Regions from separate parts of the Homo sapiens genome. Here region 1 is linked to region 2. Evidence: chromatin loops called from intact Hi-C (ENCODE). Cell type or tissue: psoas muscle. All regions are shown on one strand. Each heading gives the region's core, and the rest is flanking DNA. Links, peaks and the distances in the headings are about the cores only. Region 1 holds the start of LOC105377001 (a long non-coding RNA gene). Region 2 has its middle 240 kb from the start of LINC00692.

What was found. Peaks named below come from ENCODE experiments on the same cell type or tissue, not always from the same donor. Only the 100,000 strongest peaks of a DNase experiment are listed, where the experiment ranks them.
Region 1: it touches region 2 in a loop (2.1-fold over the local background); 6 of 110 quality-filtered maps call a loop at or near these places.

What each region holds. Positions count from the first base shown.
Region 1 is chr3:26,057,770-26,067,219 of GRCh38, reverse strand. LOC105377001 (a long non-coding RNA gene) reads right to left here and starts at 2,382. Exons shown (of 3, transcript XR_940662.2): 1 at 1,964-2,382; 2 at 197-316. In psoas muscle, for the core only: no CTCF peak of the experiment used is centred there; no DNase peak of the experiment used is centred there.
Region 2 is chr3:26,107,197-26,116,646 of GRCh38, reverse strand. No RefSeq gene overlaps it. Among named protein-coding and RNA genes, the nearest start is that of LINC00692, 240 kb to the right of the region's middle. In psoas muscle, for the core only: no CTCF peak of the experiment used is centred there; no DNase peak of the experiment used is centred there.

The DNA of each region.
Region 1 (9,450 bases), core at 636-8,635, 49 kb after region 2:
GGCTTCCTTACTACCTTTGTGTTCAAACTCTGTTTCTACTTTTTCTGTTTCTTAGACTGTCTTTCCTTGATAAATCTAGGCTGCCAGGTCACCTCTGTAAGTGGAAAGTGTGCTTGAAGGGTTTCAGAATGGATCACCCCAAGGTAGGGCTTTTAACCAGAGCAATGTGAAAGGGTTAATCACAATGGTAACTTACCTGCCATTTATTGTGTACCTTCTGTGGGGTGGGCACTGTGCCATGCTCCTTACTATGCCATCTCATTTGGTCCACATTCCACTCCATGAGGCAGGCATTATTTCTCTAATTTTAGAAATGCTGAAACAAAGACTCAAAGACGTTGAGTAACTGGACCTAATGTGTATCAACCAGGGTTTCTTTGCTTGAAGGCCACAGAAACCAACACTGGCAAATTTAAACACAAACGAAAATCAATTATCAGGATACTGATACCTTCCTGAATTCACAGAGAACTAGGAAATAAGACGAGAACCAGGAAAACTCCCAGCACCAGGAACTACTCGAACATCTGCTGGGATAAATGGGCCTGGGCATTTTTATCAGGTCTCACTCAAGATTCAAATCCTGGGAGAGAAGTTTGGAGTACTATCTTGCCTAGACTTGTATTCCCACGAAGACTGACCACAAAATGGACAAGATAATCCCCCCAAGGGAAGTCATATACTGTTAGGAAGGAGGGTGAACAAAATAGCACCTACATCCTTGATATTCCCAAGTGGCAGAAACAGAATTCAAACCCAGCTCCTTCTGACAGAAAATCCAGAGCACTTTTCTAGATGTTTGTGGAGGGAGTAGGAGGGAGGTCTAGGAAAACTAATAAAAGTTCTGGAAGCTCAACATCTTTAACTGAAGTGACAAGGAACAGAGCCATGCTGGACACAGAATAGGAGCTTGATAAATTCTTGTTGTATAAATAAATCAAAAAGATGTATAAGAAAGTCAGAGAAGCTTATATTCTGACTCCTATTGTCCCTGCTTTCCATCCTTGGGGGAACAGGCACCTCTTTGTCATCCTCAAAGCTTATCTGTCTGAATCATGCGTTGCCTGAGGATCTGAGCAAAATTAAAAACCTGAGCTTTTCTTTTCTTTATGAAACCAAGGCATTGCCTGCATGTCCCCCATGGGACTGGACAGTGAGTGGCCTATCTGATCAATGTGGGTCTAGGCAGACATACGCAGAGGAACTTTCCTTTGTGCAGAGATAGAAGGTAAACCACAGTGCCCATCTACGGCCTCCTGCTTTCAGAGGCAATCTGAATGATTCTCTTAAAAGTAAGTGTCATAAATCTGGCATCCTTTGCTCTCTTGATAATTCAGAATCTCAGAACCGACTGAAATAAGCTGATGAAAAGGTGCATGCTGTTTTGGTGAAAGAGGGAAAGAAGAAGGATTATATAATTGGGGGTGAGAAGAAGGAAGCCATTATCAAGACATGAGATTTCTCTGTCGGAGCTTACTTGGCTCTGGAAACATAAGAGGAGACTTTTCATCTTGAAAGGATTACTTGAATTTAATGTAAAAAATAAACATTGGAGGAGCTGTAGCTTTTCTGTCAACCCCATTGATCCTGTGACCAATGGTATTCACAAAGTCATACATCATTGGAATTGGAGCAACTTGATATTCATTTAGGTTCAAAACGAGGCCTCAGCCACGAGATTAAGAGGCTGGGCAAACTACTAAGTTCATTTCTGTCATTTGCAAGGTCAAACTCAAACATGGGCAGTTCAAAATAGCTCATTGATGAAAGAATAAGGAAGCTGCAAAGACGAAGAATCATTAGGGATTCCCTAGAACTCACCAGTCCCTGTCGAAAAAGCTGAATATCTTCCTAGTGAGAATGGAACTTTAATAAGGACCAACCATATTATTGTAAGAAACTCAAAGCAAAACTCATATGAAATATTTTATTTTTATGACTATCATTTCAGAGCTTAACATACCTTGTTTTGTGTCTCTAGCACAGAGCCATGGAGAAACAATCTAGACTTCCTTTTCCTTGTGAATTAAAAAGTGTATGATGAGTTTTCACAGAAGAGGTAAGAGGTAATAGCACTCAGTAACCTTGAACTCAAATTTCCTTAACCTTCAGAGACATCAGAAGTCCTACAGATCTTTTTAAATAATGAAAACATTTGGTAGGGGGGACTTATAACTTAAGTTACACAAAGGTGATTTTACTATTTTCAGTAATGTACTTTAAATCAAGACCACAGCACAAGGGGTATTCCTGATGTACCAACTGTTATAGACATAATCATTAAGATCCATTATGAAGATCCAATTAGGGAAAAAGTGGAGAATTTCTCAGTGTCCCATAGTTCATGAGGTGCTCAACCTCTTAACCTTTCTTACAACATGGGAGAAACAGACAATGTTACAACTCAAAGTAATTCCAAACACGAAGTTTGGCAGAAATGTTGTCTCTCTTGCACTTGCTATCAACTCTCTTTCCTTGGAAGTCTGGAAGGTCAGGAATGTCAATGAGTAATTTTCATTCAAAGGGAACCTTAGACTGAGTTTTTAAATACCTGATTTCTATTTTATAACTATGGACCATGGACATAATAAAAACTTGCTAAATTGTCATTTAAATAGAGAAAAAAGTAAATTTTCAACAAAGAAAAAAAACCTGAGCTATTATTTAATAATAATAATTTAACTATTATTATTTAACTATAACTTTTAATTATTTATTATTATATAACTTAATTATTATTTAACAATTAATATTTAACTATTATTTAACTAATGTTAACAGTGGCTCCTTTAATAATTGAGCTGGTAAATTATAAAATGATCTAGCTAGACAAGATCAAATTCATACATTTATTCAATAGATGCTTAGTGAGCATATGCTATGAGCCAGACCGTCTTCTACCAGACACTGATGATACAGTAATAAACAAGACAGAAAATGTCTGCCTTCATGGGCTTTCCCTCAAGAGGTGAAGACACACAGTTGACATCTTACCAACCAACTATACCACTTTTCATGTTTTGCAAAGGGCACTGGAGAAAAACAAAACAGATTAATCTGATAAAGCATACATTCTTTGGTGCATATATACATTAATAAAATAAATCTTGGTATTTTTTATGCTTTAAAACTTGTTTGTTACTATATGTTTTCTTTCTACTGTCATTTCCCTTCCCATTTTAAGCATTCATTTTCATTTTCTGATTAAATAAATGTGAACAATGACTGTATTTCTTCTGGAATGGATTGTCTGAGTCTAGGATCATCTCAAGGTACTTTAGTCCTTTTTATTGTTGAACTTATGTCTAAGTATGCTGAGCGTTTAAGACTAGAGTCAACGATTCAATCATGTAGCAGTTTGATTGAAAGCTTTGCTTTTACAAATAATCCAAGTAAAAATATTCACTTTCATTAGGCTACCTAGCAATATATAAATATATGTTTTTTAAAATGTTAATATATTTTGGATATAGTACTTAAAGCACTCTGTTCAAAGTCATGAAAATCAAATAGCAACAGAGAAATGAATTATAAATCTAACTTAAGAATTGGGTTTAGCTTTGTTCACATCAAATGGAAAGGCTGTCTCTGAATTGTATCAGACTCCATTTCTTTCCCATTAGTGGTGATAACATTTCCTGATTGACAGTTTTTATAACAATTTCTGATACTGATATAAACTCTTTAAGTTCCTTAATGTACTTTATGTATTAAGAGTAACTCTTGACCATCCTCACAAATGGGAACAAAAAAATTCTGGCAAGGGAAAATGCAGTCATAATCCACAAACCTAAATCTAGCCTGAGATTCAATCATTACCAACCCTTTGACCAAAACTGCTATTTAAAAAAAAAGGAATGAACACTGAGTTTTCTTTCCTTTGATTTTTTTCATTCATGAAAATATTTCAGTCAGTAACATGGCCTAGAAGCAAACAAGAAAATAAGAGAAGGAAAAACCTCTGCATAATCCACTGTCTGAATAACCAATCCCCAGATCGCAAAATTCACTAGAACCCTCAGAAAGGTGAGCAGGATTGCTGTGCCAGTAGAAAGAAAATGCAACCCTATCTTTCTAAAATTCCTATCTCTAAGTGAAACCATTTAATCTCATTTCCACAGCATCAGAGTATTGGGGGGATGGGAAAGAAGAGCAAAGCTAAAAAGGCCTAGAGAAACACATCTGCAAGTACAAGAGGGAAGGCTACTTGCTGTGAGAAAATGGTTCCTAATGTCTTTAGCAGCACTCGGATTCTTGAGTTCAACAGAAAGCCATATTCTCCACTAAGATACAAATAGGAATGAAAATACAGTCTTTTCTCAACTCGGGAAACTGAATGCAGAATGTGTATTAGGTGGCCATGAGGAATTACTCTGGATTTTTTTAGATGTTAGCATAGCATGATGGTTATGAGATAGTTTGTCCTTACAGTTGAGAGTTGTGGGCTGAGGTAGTTAAGGGTAGAATGTCATGTTGGACACATTTAAATAGGTCATCAATAGCAACCTATATCTACATAAATTGAGTGTGACAGCATGTTAACAATTTGAATAAAAGTAGTAAGTTTGTGGGTTGCATCTTTTTTTCTATTCCTTCAACTTCTCCATATGTGTGAAAATTCTCAAGCTAAGAAGTTGGGGAAAATGCAATAGAAAAAAATGATATTATGGCTTCCAATCGAGTAAGAAGTACAAATATACAACTAATTATAAAACAGACGGAATAAGTGTCAAAATATAACTTCACTTGTTTGATTTAAAAAAAAAAAATATATATATATATATATATAAAATGTGTGTCTTTCCTTGCATTGTCCTCTTTCCCTTTCTGAAGTCCAGCAGTCAGAGGAGTGCAGCAGCAGGTTGGAAAGAAGAGACTGTGCAACACACTTCCTGCTTTGGCTTTTGTTTTCCAAAGTCTAAGCTGATTGAAGAGATTATTCTAAAGGCAAAAAGAGAGAAGAGGAAAAGCCTCAAAGACTGAAAAGGGCACAGGGAAGGGTCTCTTGAGCAGGAGGGCTGGCACTCTGCCTCCTTAAATGTCCCTGGTAGATGATAAGGCCTCTGAGGTATTGTTGCTAGGAAGACCACATCCTAAGCTCTGAGGTTCACAGCATTGTCAAACATTCCTTAGATTACTATCAATGGTATTCTTTCCAAAGAATAATCTGAAAATTGCTCTGCTTGGGAGACCTCTCTACTATCATTCTTCTTACATGCTCAGCAGTTCCCTAAGTCCCAGAGGCAGCAATAAAACCATATGACCTAAAGCCTCCCTAACCAACCTCTAATATGTGTGGCCTGCCCCCAGCTAGTTTTCTGTTCTGTGCCAAATTTTCACTCCAGTTCTCCGCTGAGGGAGTCTGGATCTCAGATTCACTTGGTGTTGAACTTTGACAAACCCCTACACTCAGTTTGGACCAGGCTTTATATATCTCTACCTGCTGAATAATCAATGCATGAACCTCAGTGGGAGGTCCCTGGGTATAGATACAAAAGTAAGCATGGCCTGTGGGAAGTATCCTGCAGTTTATGATAGCATCCTGGGCCCCAAGCCTGACACTGACGCTGCCGTTATCAGATGAGGCTTTAGGGTTTTTGACGGAAGAGTGAGTATGTGGAACGGCTATGCATTGTTGTGGCCAGACAGCTGACTTAGGTAGATTATATTTCCAAAAATACCTTCATCAATGTTTTGGATTCCAAATGTTCTTCCATTATCTTTACCATAAAAAGGTAAATCTATTCCTCTCCCCCTTGAAATGAGGTGGGCCTTTGTAACTGCCTCAATGAATAGAATGCTATAAAAGTGACACTGTATCAGAGGGTAGGTTTGAACAGGCAATACAACTTCCACTTGTCTCTCTATCTTGGAACGCTCACTCTCAGAACCCAGCCACCATGTGGAGAAAATGGTCAGACTACATGGAGAGGGAATGTGTAGATGTCACAGCCAACAGCCACCATTAACCACCACCAAGAATGTGAGTAACAGTGATTTCAAACGATCCTAGATCCCAGCTGTCCATCACACCCACTTCTTGAGTCTTCAATCTTAAGGTCCAGACATTGTGGATCAGAAGCAAACCATCCCTGCTGTTCCCTGTCTGAGTTCTTGACCCACAGAATCCACAAGCATAATAAATGGTTGTTCTATGTCACTAGGTTTTAGGATCATTTGTTACATGGTAATAAATAACCACAACATCCAAAAAGATGCAAATGTCCATGGTGTAAACCTCCTTATAATTCCAACATCTTTTTTCAAATAAGAGTTTAATAGAATGCCAAGAAAAATCTTGAAGGATAAAAGGTGCATCAAATGAGCATCTATGTAGCATGGGCACATATACAAGAGCTGGTTGCATATGTAATGCTGAACCTCTGCCTTCTGCAACATCAGATGTGATGGTCAGAAGAAAGCCTCTTTCTTCCCTTTCCCACAGATGGAAAAGGTAACTCCAGGACCACTTCCCAGAGAAGCAGTTCTCCACATATACATACATGCACAAACCAGAAACTTTGCTTTCCAAAGCCACCCAGAGCTTCTTTCCACACCCACAATCTTATTCAAGGAACTTCACAAGCACCCCCAATGTGCAGGACAGATTATAAATGCTACTGGTGTTCCACTGAAGAACTTGTTTGCTTGCCTTGCTTCTATCCTCCCTCTTGATATCACCACTCCCTATCCTCTTTAGTAAATAACTTTGTGATACATGGAATGACTGGCCACTATTATTTACCCCTTCCTGTGTCCGTGCCCTTTGGCTGTGAATTTGCTCTTCCTTCTGCTAGAAGAAAGAAATATTTCCCAGCTCCACGGTGTTGAGCTTGGCCACGTGACTTGCTTCGGCAAATAAATGTAAGTTAAAACAGCAGTGTGCCAGTCTGAGCTCAGGGTTTAAGACGCAGCACATTTCCACTTACCTCGTATCTCTACCACCACTGTGAGGTTACTTCAAATGGTATAAACTAACAACAGAGGACTGTTGGAGTTTATTTATTCTGTCACTAGTACCCTAGAAAGGATGTTTGTTTTCACTAGAAAACCTCTTTCCTGTCTTACGCATGGCTATTCTGCTTTTCCTTTAATTCTGTTGAGCACTCTGTATCCTTTTAGTAAATTTCTTTCTTTGCTCAATGCTATGATTGGAATATTTGTGTCTCTCCAAAATTCATATTGAAGCTCAATCTCCAAGTCAGCAGTATTAATAGTCCTTTGGGAAAGTGGTAAGTCATGGGGGCTCCACCCTCATAAACGGGATTAGTGCCTTCATAAAAGGGCTTGAGTGAGGTCCTCCTTCTGTCTCTTTCCCTCTCAGTCGCTCCCACTCCTTCCACCATGTAAAGACACAGCAACAAGGTGCCGTCTTTGCATCAGAGATAACGGCCCTCACAGACACCAAATCTGCAGGGGACTTGATTTTGGACTTTTCAGCCTCCAGAACTGTCAGAAGTAAATTTCTATTATTTATAAATTACCTAGTCTGAAGTATTTTGTTACAGCAGCAGGAACAGACAAAGACACTCAAGTTAATCAGTAGTGATGTCTATTGCTGGCAAAGAACCACTGCTTATACAATGAAAGGAACATGACTAGGATGTTTGGAAAAAAAAATGTTTATTGAAAGAAATCTAATCCTCTTTAAACAAAGGAGCCTAGCTCAGAAATAGGCAACTCGGGGGTGGAAAAAAGAATAAAGAACTGGATGTTAAAAATTCAACCTTTGCAAAGCTCTCTGGAAGATGGGGGTAGGGCTATAAAATGTAAAAGGCACAAAATTTGACCTTAACCAAAAGACCCATTGTGCTTGACATTTATACAAAAGCCTCTACATTCACAAAAATGAGATTTGAACCACAGCTGGCCAATTAAGAGAAAGAAATCCTCTGTAAATCAGTTACAAGCTTTAGCTTTCTGCTTGCCAACCACAGTAACTGCTGAATCTCTAATAAGTACTCAAAGTACATGTACGCACACACACACACACACACAGAGCAAACCTTCCTAGCAAATGCAGCCTTGGATCAAATTAATCAGAAAAACTTGAGTGATTTCACACAACATGACCTGGGCTCAACATTGTGATTATTTCTGGGGCCGTTGTATGTTACGTTATTTTTATACTAGTTTCAACAAGGCTTGCTGTGTTTCCCAAGTGTAATCAATCACATTTCATTATTTTCAGGTTTCTCTCAGCTGTTACCCTTGGCTTTGGGATAACCATGTGGAATTTCACAGCCCAAGCAAACACGCAGGCTGTATGGCATTTTCATTTCTCAGTCTTGGCAGGCTATGGAAAATGGGGATCAGTGGCTATGTTCAATCATTCATCCTGCAAGAATAGCATTCTTCATCTGTTGCTTTTTTTCTTTGCCACAAAACTCTTCTATTTTTCTGCAGTTTATAAGACATGAGATTTTACTAAATTTTAATGTTAAGACAAAGCACTCAAGTTTGACCTTATATGCTCATTTTTCATTTTATGAAAAACAGAGCAAAAGCATAAAATGGATTCACACTTGGTTTGCCTCAAAACACCTCCAGTTCTGAGTTTCAGTATTCTATAACACATTAAATAGTTAAAGCTAACAGGAAAAATCATCCCAAACCTAAGCATATAATGAGAAACACATTTTAATACTGTTATTTAACATTGTTCTTAAACCCTTTTCTTTCCCACCAGAAACTATACTATGAAAGGCAGAGAAACCTCTCTTTATAATTGTAAGTCTGAAAAAATGAAAATTTCAAATACATGTTTCTCTATAGAGAGATCCAGAATCCAAGTGAGCTAGGAAAAAATTACAGACCTGGGAAAAAATTAGTGTGAAGTATTTCCCTAAGTAGTAGAATTCCTACTTAGGGCGAAGGGGCATTCCCAGGGCTAAGGATGCATTAAAAGCAAGTCAAAATATTGGTGGAGGGGCAAAGATTGGGAAGTGTATGTACATTTTTATTACCTAACATGTCTAGTCTGCCCCATTGCTGGCTCCTAATTATTAGGCATGTATAATACAAGGTTACTACTATGTAGTCCATTTTAAAATGTACCTACTAAAACATGCTCAATGTATGCAAACACTGTTTCAATTTCCAGAAGACTAAGGCAGAACTGAGTAAGATCCATCTCAGTTTTCACGGAGGTTACATGGTAAGGAAAGCAATCACCCATATACGAAGCAGGTAAGTGCCACACAGCAAGACATATAAAGGAGTTTCTTCTGCCAAAGGAAGAAGGGAGGAGACACACGATGGAGAATCAGGAAAGGAAAGCTTCATATATGGCTGGATTCTGAGCTACCAATGGAAACCTACCGGCTAAATGAGGCCCATGCATGGGTTTCGTTCAGCACATGTGATATTTTAGAAGTATTTTCTATAAATTCACTGAAACTTCTGAATATTGCATTAAAATATCTAGAATTCTGGCTTCTCTTGCAAAAT
Region 2 (9,450 bases), core at 1,069-9,068:
TAACAAGTGTTAGTGAGGATGTGAACTAATTGCAGCAATGTTGGTGGAAATGTCAAATGGTATAGCAGCTGTGGAAAAGAATATGACTGTTTTTCAAAAAACTACCATATGATCCAGCAATGTCACTTCTGGGTATATACCCAAAAGAATTGAAAACAAACCTCCAAGAGATATTTTTACCCCAATGTTCATATCAGCATTATCCACAATAGCTAAAATGTGGAAGCAATGCAAGTGCCCATCAACAGATGAAGGGATAAGTGAAATGTGGTATATACATACAATTGAATATCATTCAGCCTTAAGAAAGAAATTCTCACATACATTTATACCACAGGTGAACCTTGAGAACATTATATTAAGTGAAATAAGCCAGTCACAAAAAGACAAACACTGTATTATTCCACTTACAAGATATTTAGAGTAATCAAAATCACAGAGCTGATGTTAGTAGAATAATGGTTACCAGAGGTTGGGGGAAGGTAAAAGGGAGATTTATTGTTTAATGAGTAGAGAGTTTCAGTTTTAATCTAAGATATTGAGACACTAATATATTTTATCTAATATATGGGTTTAAAAGCTCTTGCTTCTCACTACAGCAATAACTACAAGTTTGGTTTTAGAGTATTTATATTGAGAGAAATTTCCATTTAATTACCAGACAAGCCATTTAACTTGAAGTTGATTCTTTGCATAGTAGAAACTATTAAAAAATCAAGCAAAACATTTTAAAGTAGATACTTTTTTTAAAAAAATTGAGGGTTTATTTTCCTGTAATCTATAGTTTTAAAAAATTAGTCATTCAGAATATTGTTTGAGAATACTGAAAGTATAGAGGGTAATTATACTAAAAGCTAAAATGAGTCTTTGATGTACACTTTAAGTGCAGGAATCATTTATCCTGGCTGGAATAGAGTTAATGGCAATGCAACATACTTAGAATAAGGAATTCCCTTGAATATGCTCACATAGACATATATTCCTTTTGAAACATCATTACCAATAAATATTTTAGGTCTATTAAGCGTTTTTTGGTCACTCATTCTTTCTTACCCAAGATTTTTTACTTTGGTGTCAGTGCTGTCCCTTCTATCAACTTTATTATGCTTCCTTGAAACTTGTAAATTTGGAAATTGCCTAACAAAACATTCAAAGTCACAATGCCAACAAGCTAAAGAATATCAGAGAAAAGAAAATGCCAAAAACTCACAGAGAGTAAGCAGGAAAAAAGGCTGAGACCATCACCATGCCAAGGGACCTTTCTAACACAAGAACTCCCCATCATCTCCTCAAATCTATGACTAACAATTGACTACAGGCCCCAAATGCTTTTCTTCTTTAAATTCAGCCAAGTTCACTTAGAATGTTTTCACTTGTCATTTAACAAACATTAGACAAAGATCTACTGTGTCAAGAACAGAGATAGATAATAACTAAAAAGAATGAGTCTACTTAGCATTAAAGATAAAAAGACAAGTAAGTTATAGTCCCAATCTGTCAGGATCTCAGAGTCCAATAAGAAAGGCAAACATGTATATACATAATTATAATCAAGGGCTATTTGGGCAGTGAGGGAGTGTGTACAAGGTAGAGGGCACTGCAAGAAAGGGGATAATTAACTCTGGTAGTGGAGGGAATACGTTTCTGCAGGAGTAACAATGTGTGAATAGATTTTAAAAGATGAGTAGAAATTTGTTAGGTTTTCAATGCAGAAAAGCACTCCTGGAAGCAAACAGGGAGCTGTGAAACAGCATGGCATGTTAAGGAAAATTGCAAGTAGTGAGGTATAGATGGAAAATAAATATGAGAGGTACAGGTTACAACAATACGGATGGGAATGAGGGGTTAATGCTTACTGATATGGTTTGGCTATGTCCCCACCCAGATCTCATCTTGAGTTGTATCTCCCACAATTCCCATTGTTGTGGGAGGGACCTGGTGGGAGATAGTTGAATCAAGGAGGTGGTTTCCCCCATACTGTTCTTGTGGTAGTGAATGGGTCTCACAAGGTCTGATAGTTTTATGGGGAGAAACCCCTTTTGCTTGGCTCTCACTCTCTCTTTGGCTGGCACCATCCACGTAAGATGTGACCTGCTCCTCCTTGCCTTCCACCATGATTGTGAGGCTTCCCCAGCCACATGGAACTCCAAGTCCAATTAAATCTCTTCCTTTTGTAAATTGCCCAGTCTTGGGTATGTCTTTATCAGCAGCATGAAAACAGACTAATACACTGACCATTCCAGTTTCTCCTCACTTACTATGATGTTGTGTTAAAGAGCCAGGATAATTTTACAGGGTTTAAAGAAAATCACTTATTACATTTATAGGTAGCATGTAGTCAGCAAATTAATATGCAAACATTCTTTGCAGTGTTGTTTGCAGTGGCAAGAATGTAGAAACAACCAGGCTTTTACCATTTGGGGTCTGATTAAATAAATCGCAATACTTCACTAGAAAGCAATAGTATGTGGTTGTTTTATTTTAAGAAAATAAGGTAGTGCTGCATGATTAAAATGGACCTCATAACAGGATATAATATTTATTTGAAAACAAAACAAAACAAAAAACAAATAGCTGGTCATGTGTATACTGCCTTGTGTGTGGGGTTTTTAAATGATATGTTAGCATTAAATGATATGCTAGCATTATACATAGGTTATAACCTATAAAATGCAAAATGATATATGTTTTTAAAAAATAGCTCAGGAACTCATTTTCTTTTTTCATTCCCTTTCTTCCATCTGCGAAAATGAACAAGATAATATTAATTAGGACAACGGGAGAATGTATGATAAGCAGTTCAGAATAAGAATTTATAGTCAATTGTAGTTTTCCCCCACAGAATTAAATAGAGTCAATGAGAATGCTGCATATAATACTTCAGTAAGAGTTTTTCACTAGCACATTTCACCAGCGCTGTTTTGATCAACAAGTGAAATCTTATTTTTATTTTTTCTGGGCATACGCATGATTGCTATAATGTTGAGGCAAGGGGCAGAGGCATGGAGACTACCAAACGGAAAGACTGTGAGTCTCCCGGAACATGAGGACATTGTGTTTTAAGTATATTAGAAAAGTCTAACATCAGGGCAGCAAGTAATACTATTTAACAACAGCCTGACGCTGAAGGAGGACAAAATGAAGTGTGAATGTTTTTATAGATGCTGCAAGACATTGTTGTGCTGTTGTAGATGTGATTGTGTTACAATCATATCTGTTTCAGCTAGTGTCATTTTGAATTTGAACAAAGCAAAACATCCTAATATTTGATATCTGTTATGCACTGAAGAGGTTGAGTACCACTGTTTCAAATTATTATCCTAGTCCCCAATGTTATCGCTTTTAGACATTTGGTCTATTCTAAATTAATTATGAATACGTTTGTACATATCTATGGAAATAAACAAGCTAAATTTAAAGGGGGAAAAGGTGTTATGGACACAAGAGCAGGACCTGAACACATAATTCCCAATGGTGATTTGCAAGTCTAATGCACCAAGTTCAATGTCCAGGGCTCTTTATTCAGCTCTGAAAAAAATATATATGTATATATATACCATGTTCATCCCAGGAAACTCCATTTCATAAAACACTGTTATAAATACTATAGAGAGTTATGGGTCAAAATAACATGGTAGGTTCCACCTATATGTCTTTAAGTTTAGAGAGTCATGCATTGTAGGCAAGAAAAGAAGAGGCAATGATCATACTGCCTCTGTTTTAGCCAGACAGTGATCTTCCTAGGGATGTCAGGATGTCAGCTGTATCTGTCTGATCTTCAGCAGCAAGCTTCAGAAAAAATTCTTCAGCCTATAGAAATCCAAGGTGCTAATGAACTCATTCTTTTTTGTCACTATCTATCACCCATCCCCAGGTTTCAAGGAACACGTGGAATGTCTCCTGTTTTGACTCATTTAAATATCAGTTCTTGCCCCAGTAGACTCCAGCATTCAGAAGTAGCCCCTATACCACTGATTTGTTCATTTGTGCTTCCCTTCTTCTAATGGATTCCTCAGTATAGACCTCAGTTCACTCTCTGGACCAATTTCTATTCATCACCTTAGCATGAAGAACCAGCTGGCTATCTCTCTGAGATTCAGTTCTTATTTATTGTGAGTTACTTGTGTTCTAATCTAGGAAAGGTTAGGACCTTGGTTTCCATGTCCCTAGGGCTTCTCATACTCGAGTTTGCCTGTGTAGACAATCCTTTTGTACATGTTCAGCACTGTAGGTCATATGAAGACATGAAAGACCTCTATACCTTAAGGTTTTCCTTTGTTATTTAAGCTTTAAACTGGCCTGGCCCATCCTTATATCTCACCCTAGACTGCTCATAAAAACAATCTGCAAATACAAAAGGGGATTCTAGGTGATTGCATCTGGTTGGGTTCTTTGGAAAATAACCTCTAAAACAAAGATTGGCATGCAGGATGTTAATTATGGAATGCTTTGGGGATCACCATCTGTGGAAGGGAAAGGAAGGAAGCAGGACTAGACAGAGGAAGAAGTTAATCCACTTGCAGTGGATTTTTTGGATTAGCTAAATCAGACTTTTAAAGGTAAAATATCTCCTCACTGAGGGAACAATTCTTTCAGTCATTGAAAGTAGATTACTTCTTTTACTACATTTGGGGGTTAGATAGAGTAAGGAGGGCAAGTAAAGTTTGCTTATGGATTTTTAAAGTTCTTGATACACATCTTACTGAGAGACTTGCAATTTTGGGACTCTGAATACCAAATATTCCAAAATTGAAGCAGAAATTAGAGACAATTCTGAAAATATGAAAGAGAAATTATAGCAGGATTATTAAACAAGGAGATATAATTTACTGCAAATCTAGGCAAGTAATGCCTCCAGAAATGTATCCTTTCTTCTAAAAGGTGACCTGCTACTCTTTGCTACCACTGACCCTCAAATTTACTAAGATAGGTTTCAGTGTTTCAGTAAGAACAATTATCTAGAAAACGGATATGGCCACAGCTATAAAAAACCCAGGCACTATTCAGAATGGGATATTAAGAATGGCCCTGTTAGGATTCAACAGGGCATCAGTCCAGAAGTTAGAGATTCACTGTCATTCTCAAGACATAACTGCAAAGCCAGGAAACAGAGCTACCCATCTATATCTATCTATCTATCTATCTATCTATCTATCTATCTATCTATCATAAAATATTTTAGAAAGATCCCTATTTGGAGGAGTTAAAAGAAAATAAAATTTAAAACAAGAAAAGGCCCTTAAAGACCAACTGGAAAACCAGATTACAGAATCAGACCAGGTAAGTATTGCCGGGTATGAGCTGAATGTGTGCAGGTTGCTAGGTAGACAAAGGAGATTCCCAAAGGAAATTATCACTGAAGCCAGGAGAGGTTTGAAGCCCAGTCCTATTGCAGGTAAGATAAAGGGGAACTCACAGGCAACTTTCTGATCTATGAGCTCTATTGAGAAATGCTCTGTTCCTAATAACACAGGAACATCTGCATATCTCTCTACCCTTGATTTGACCACATGCTGATCAAGAAGAGGGAAAAAAAACCATGGGTGGTCATGCACTTACTAGACAGGAATCAGCAGCTACATTTGGAGCATCAAGCAGGCTTCTCAAACTATTTGGAATTTTGGTGGAAAAGGGTGTAATCAGGGATGAGAAGTGTCCACCCTCACAACATCATTATTTGTGTCCAAATTTACTCTCAGATACACTTGCTAGGTTTCTTGAGTCTCTGTTCAACCTCAGAAAAGCGCTTCTTCTCACCTCGGACAAGAATGGCCCTAAGAAATTCGAAATAATGAAATTCTACAAATGTTCCACTAGAAGTTGCTTTACTCTCTGAACTGATTTTCCAGTGCTAAGAAATGCTCTTCTAGAGGGCATGTCAACACTGGTGACTGTGGGCTGTACAAGTGAAAAAAAGCACTGTTCTATCCACTCCCAGGTCTGCTTTCTACATTCCTCTTGAGTCTATACCCTGATCTCAATTCTTACTGCCATGACCACAGTTCGTGCTGCCAGCAGCTTTTGCTGGAATTAATGCTCAGTCTCTGTCCCTTGGTAAAAATGATTTAAGGTTGCCCCAATGCCTTCCAGGTAAAATACAAACTCATGGGTAGAACATGAGAAACTTTCCCTTGGGTTTAACTTGTAACTGTTCATTCACGTTGATTTACCTGTGAGTTTGCCATGGCTTTTCTGTATTCATGCCCTAGCTCCTGACACATTGCACAGCACAAAAGGACCCTGAATAAATGCCTGTGAATGACTACCAATGAATCCAACACATAGGCAAGGTAGCGAACCCTAGGGTATATAACATGGTACAGCTTAGCATCCAGAGAGATCTGAGCAAGTCACTTAACTTCATTGTGTCTCAGTTTTCTCACCTGTAAAATTTTGAGAAATTTACCTACCTCACAGCATCCTTGTGAGGATTTAATTATACAATGTGTGTAAAGAACCTCAGTCATTGCCTGACACATGCTATTTATTTAATCAACATTCAGTCCATCTGCTTTCTTCTCAGTTTATAATCTGTAAAATTTAAAAAGTAAACTACATGGTTTCTAAGTTTCCTTCCAACTCATAATGGGAGATTTTAGCATACAATTATCAGTAATGACAGAAAAATACCACAAAATTAGAAAGATAAGAGAGGCGATGAGCAACAGGATCAACAAACTGTATCTAACTGACATACATAGAATTCTGCACCCAACACTTGCAGGATATCCACTCTTTTCAAGTGCATGTGAAAAATTTACCAGACTTACCCTTATGTTGGGCCATAAAGTAGTATTATAAACAGCAACAGAAAATGAACAAAATATGGCCACATATCACAATTTAGGTGAATCTCTCAGATATGAAATAGATTTAAAAGGCCAGATGTTTATATAAAGCTAAAAAGCAAACAAATGTGTTTATAACATAAGAAGTCAGAATAATGATTACTTTGGGAAAAGTGGGCGTGAAAAGGTTTCTGGAATTTTGTTTCTTGATCTTGGTGGTGGATACATATGTGTAATCACTTTGTGTTAATTCAAAATGTATGCTGATGATGCTTCAATGTAAGTTTATTGTTAATAACCAAATAATATTTCTTAATACTAATATTGTGTTATTTTGGTTAACAAATATTAATATTAATTAATATTAGTTATTATATTAAAATTAATTAATATTAGTTATTATATTATTAATATTAATTAATATTAGTTATTATACAATTAATATTAATGGTAGCATTAATTATATATTAATTGTTAATGTTAACAAATACACATAATTATAAATATTAATAACAAATATTTATTTCAATATATAATACAATATAACATTTCATTAACATTATTATTTTATTAACATTATTAGCAATAATATAATAAAATAACAATATTATATTCATATTAATGTTTGTTAGCAACCAAAATGAATATGGACTAACATGCCCAGCTAGAAAGTAGTGGAATGGGAATTTGACTTTGGTCTGCAGAACCTCAATATCCGCAACATGTTTGCAGGACCTCTTCATCTTGGTGAGCAGTGAGCTCCCATATTTGTGCTTCAGCCCTATACAATCTCTGAAAGCTGTTCCTAGCTTCCCAGGCTCTCTGCTACTGCTTTGAAAGGTGTCTGTGTTAAGGGGGAAAGAAGACATCTATCTTGAGCTCCTGTCCCCATCCTTCTCTTTAATTCAGAATTTTCTCTCTTTATGACTTCACTTAGAGAGAACTGACTTGGTCTTTATCTGTTTTTTTTTAACTTCCAACGATTATTTTTTCAATATTTCATCCAATTAGTTGTTCTCAGTTAAAACATGTCTACAACAAGGTATTTTATCATCACAAGAAGTGGGGAGAAAACTTAGTTCAACTTTTCCTACATCATTATTGGTTTTACAAATTATTCAACAAATATTTATTTAACACCCTATATTTTTGTGGTTTTTTTTGCAGTTGCAAGATTTAATACAGTGAAATAGAGTGAAAACGGAGCTCCCATACAAAGAGAGGGGACCCAAAGAGGGTAGCCATTGCTGGCGTGAATGCCTGGGTTTATATCCCGATCATTGTCCCTTCCGCTGTGCTCTCAGGCAACAGATGATTGGCTATTTCTTTACCTCCTGTTTTTGCCTAATTAGCATTTTAGTGAGCTCTTTTTACTATCTGATTGGTCAGGTAACACCCCTATGTTATAGGCACTATTCCAGGAGCAGGAGAGGGGCATTGGTGAATTCGACAAAAGACACTGCATTTGTACTAATAAGGCGAAAATAATAATGGCATCTCTTGAGATAAACAAATGGAAAAATATCCAATGCTCATGAATTGGAGGAATCTATATCATTAAAATAACCATACTGCCTAAAATGATCTATGGATTCAATGCAATACCTACCAAATTACCAATGTCATTTTTAAGAGATTTAGAAAAAGCAATCCTAAATTCATATGAAACCAAAAAAGAGCCCAAATAGCAAAAGCAATTTTAAGCAAAAACAACAAAGCTGGAGGCATCACACTACCTGACTTCAAATTCTATTATAAGCCTATAGTAACCAAAACAGCATGACACTGGTATAAAAATAGACACAGAAATCAATGGAACAGAATATAGAATCCAGAAACAAAGCCACATAACTACAACAAACCGATCTTCCCCAAAGCTGACAAAAATATACACTGGTGAAAGGACATCCTATTCAATTAAGGGTGCTAGGAAAATTGGATCATTATATGCAGAAGAATGAAACAGAACCCATACCTCTCACCATGTACAATAATTAGCTCAAGGTGGATTAAAGACCTAAATGTAAGACCTGAAATTATAAAAATCCTAGAAGAAAACCTAGTAAAATCTCTTCTGGACGCCTAGGCAATGAATTTATAACCAAGTCCTCAAAAGCAAACAAAACAAAACCAAAAATAGACAAATAGGACTTAATTAAACTAAAAAGCTTCTGCACTGCAGAGGAACAACAACAGAGGAAACAACCTATACAATGAGGAAAAACATATGTGTAAACTATGCCTCCAATGAAGAGCTAATACCTAGAGTCTAAAAAGAACTCAAACATCTCAACAAGAAAAAACCAATAACCACATTAAAAAGTGGGCAAATAAACAAAAGTTTCTCAAAAGAAGACATACAAGGAGTCAACCAACAATTTTAAAAAGCTCAGCAGTACTAATCATCGGAGAAATGCACATCAACCCTCAGTGAGATACCATTTTACACCAGTCAGAATGGCAACTATTAAAAAGTCAACAATCAACAGATGTTGGAGAGGATGCAGAGAAAAAGGAACACTTATACACTGTTGGTGGGAAGGTCAAGTAGTACAACCTTAGTGGAAAATAGTATGAAGATTTCTCAAAGAACAAAATACAGAACTACCATTCAATCCAGCAATCTCAATACTGGGTATATACCCAAAGGGAAAGAAATCAT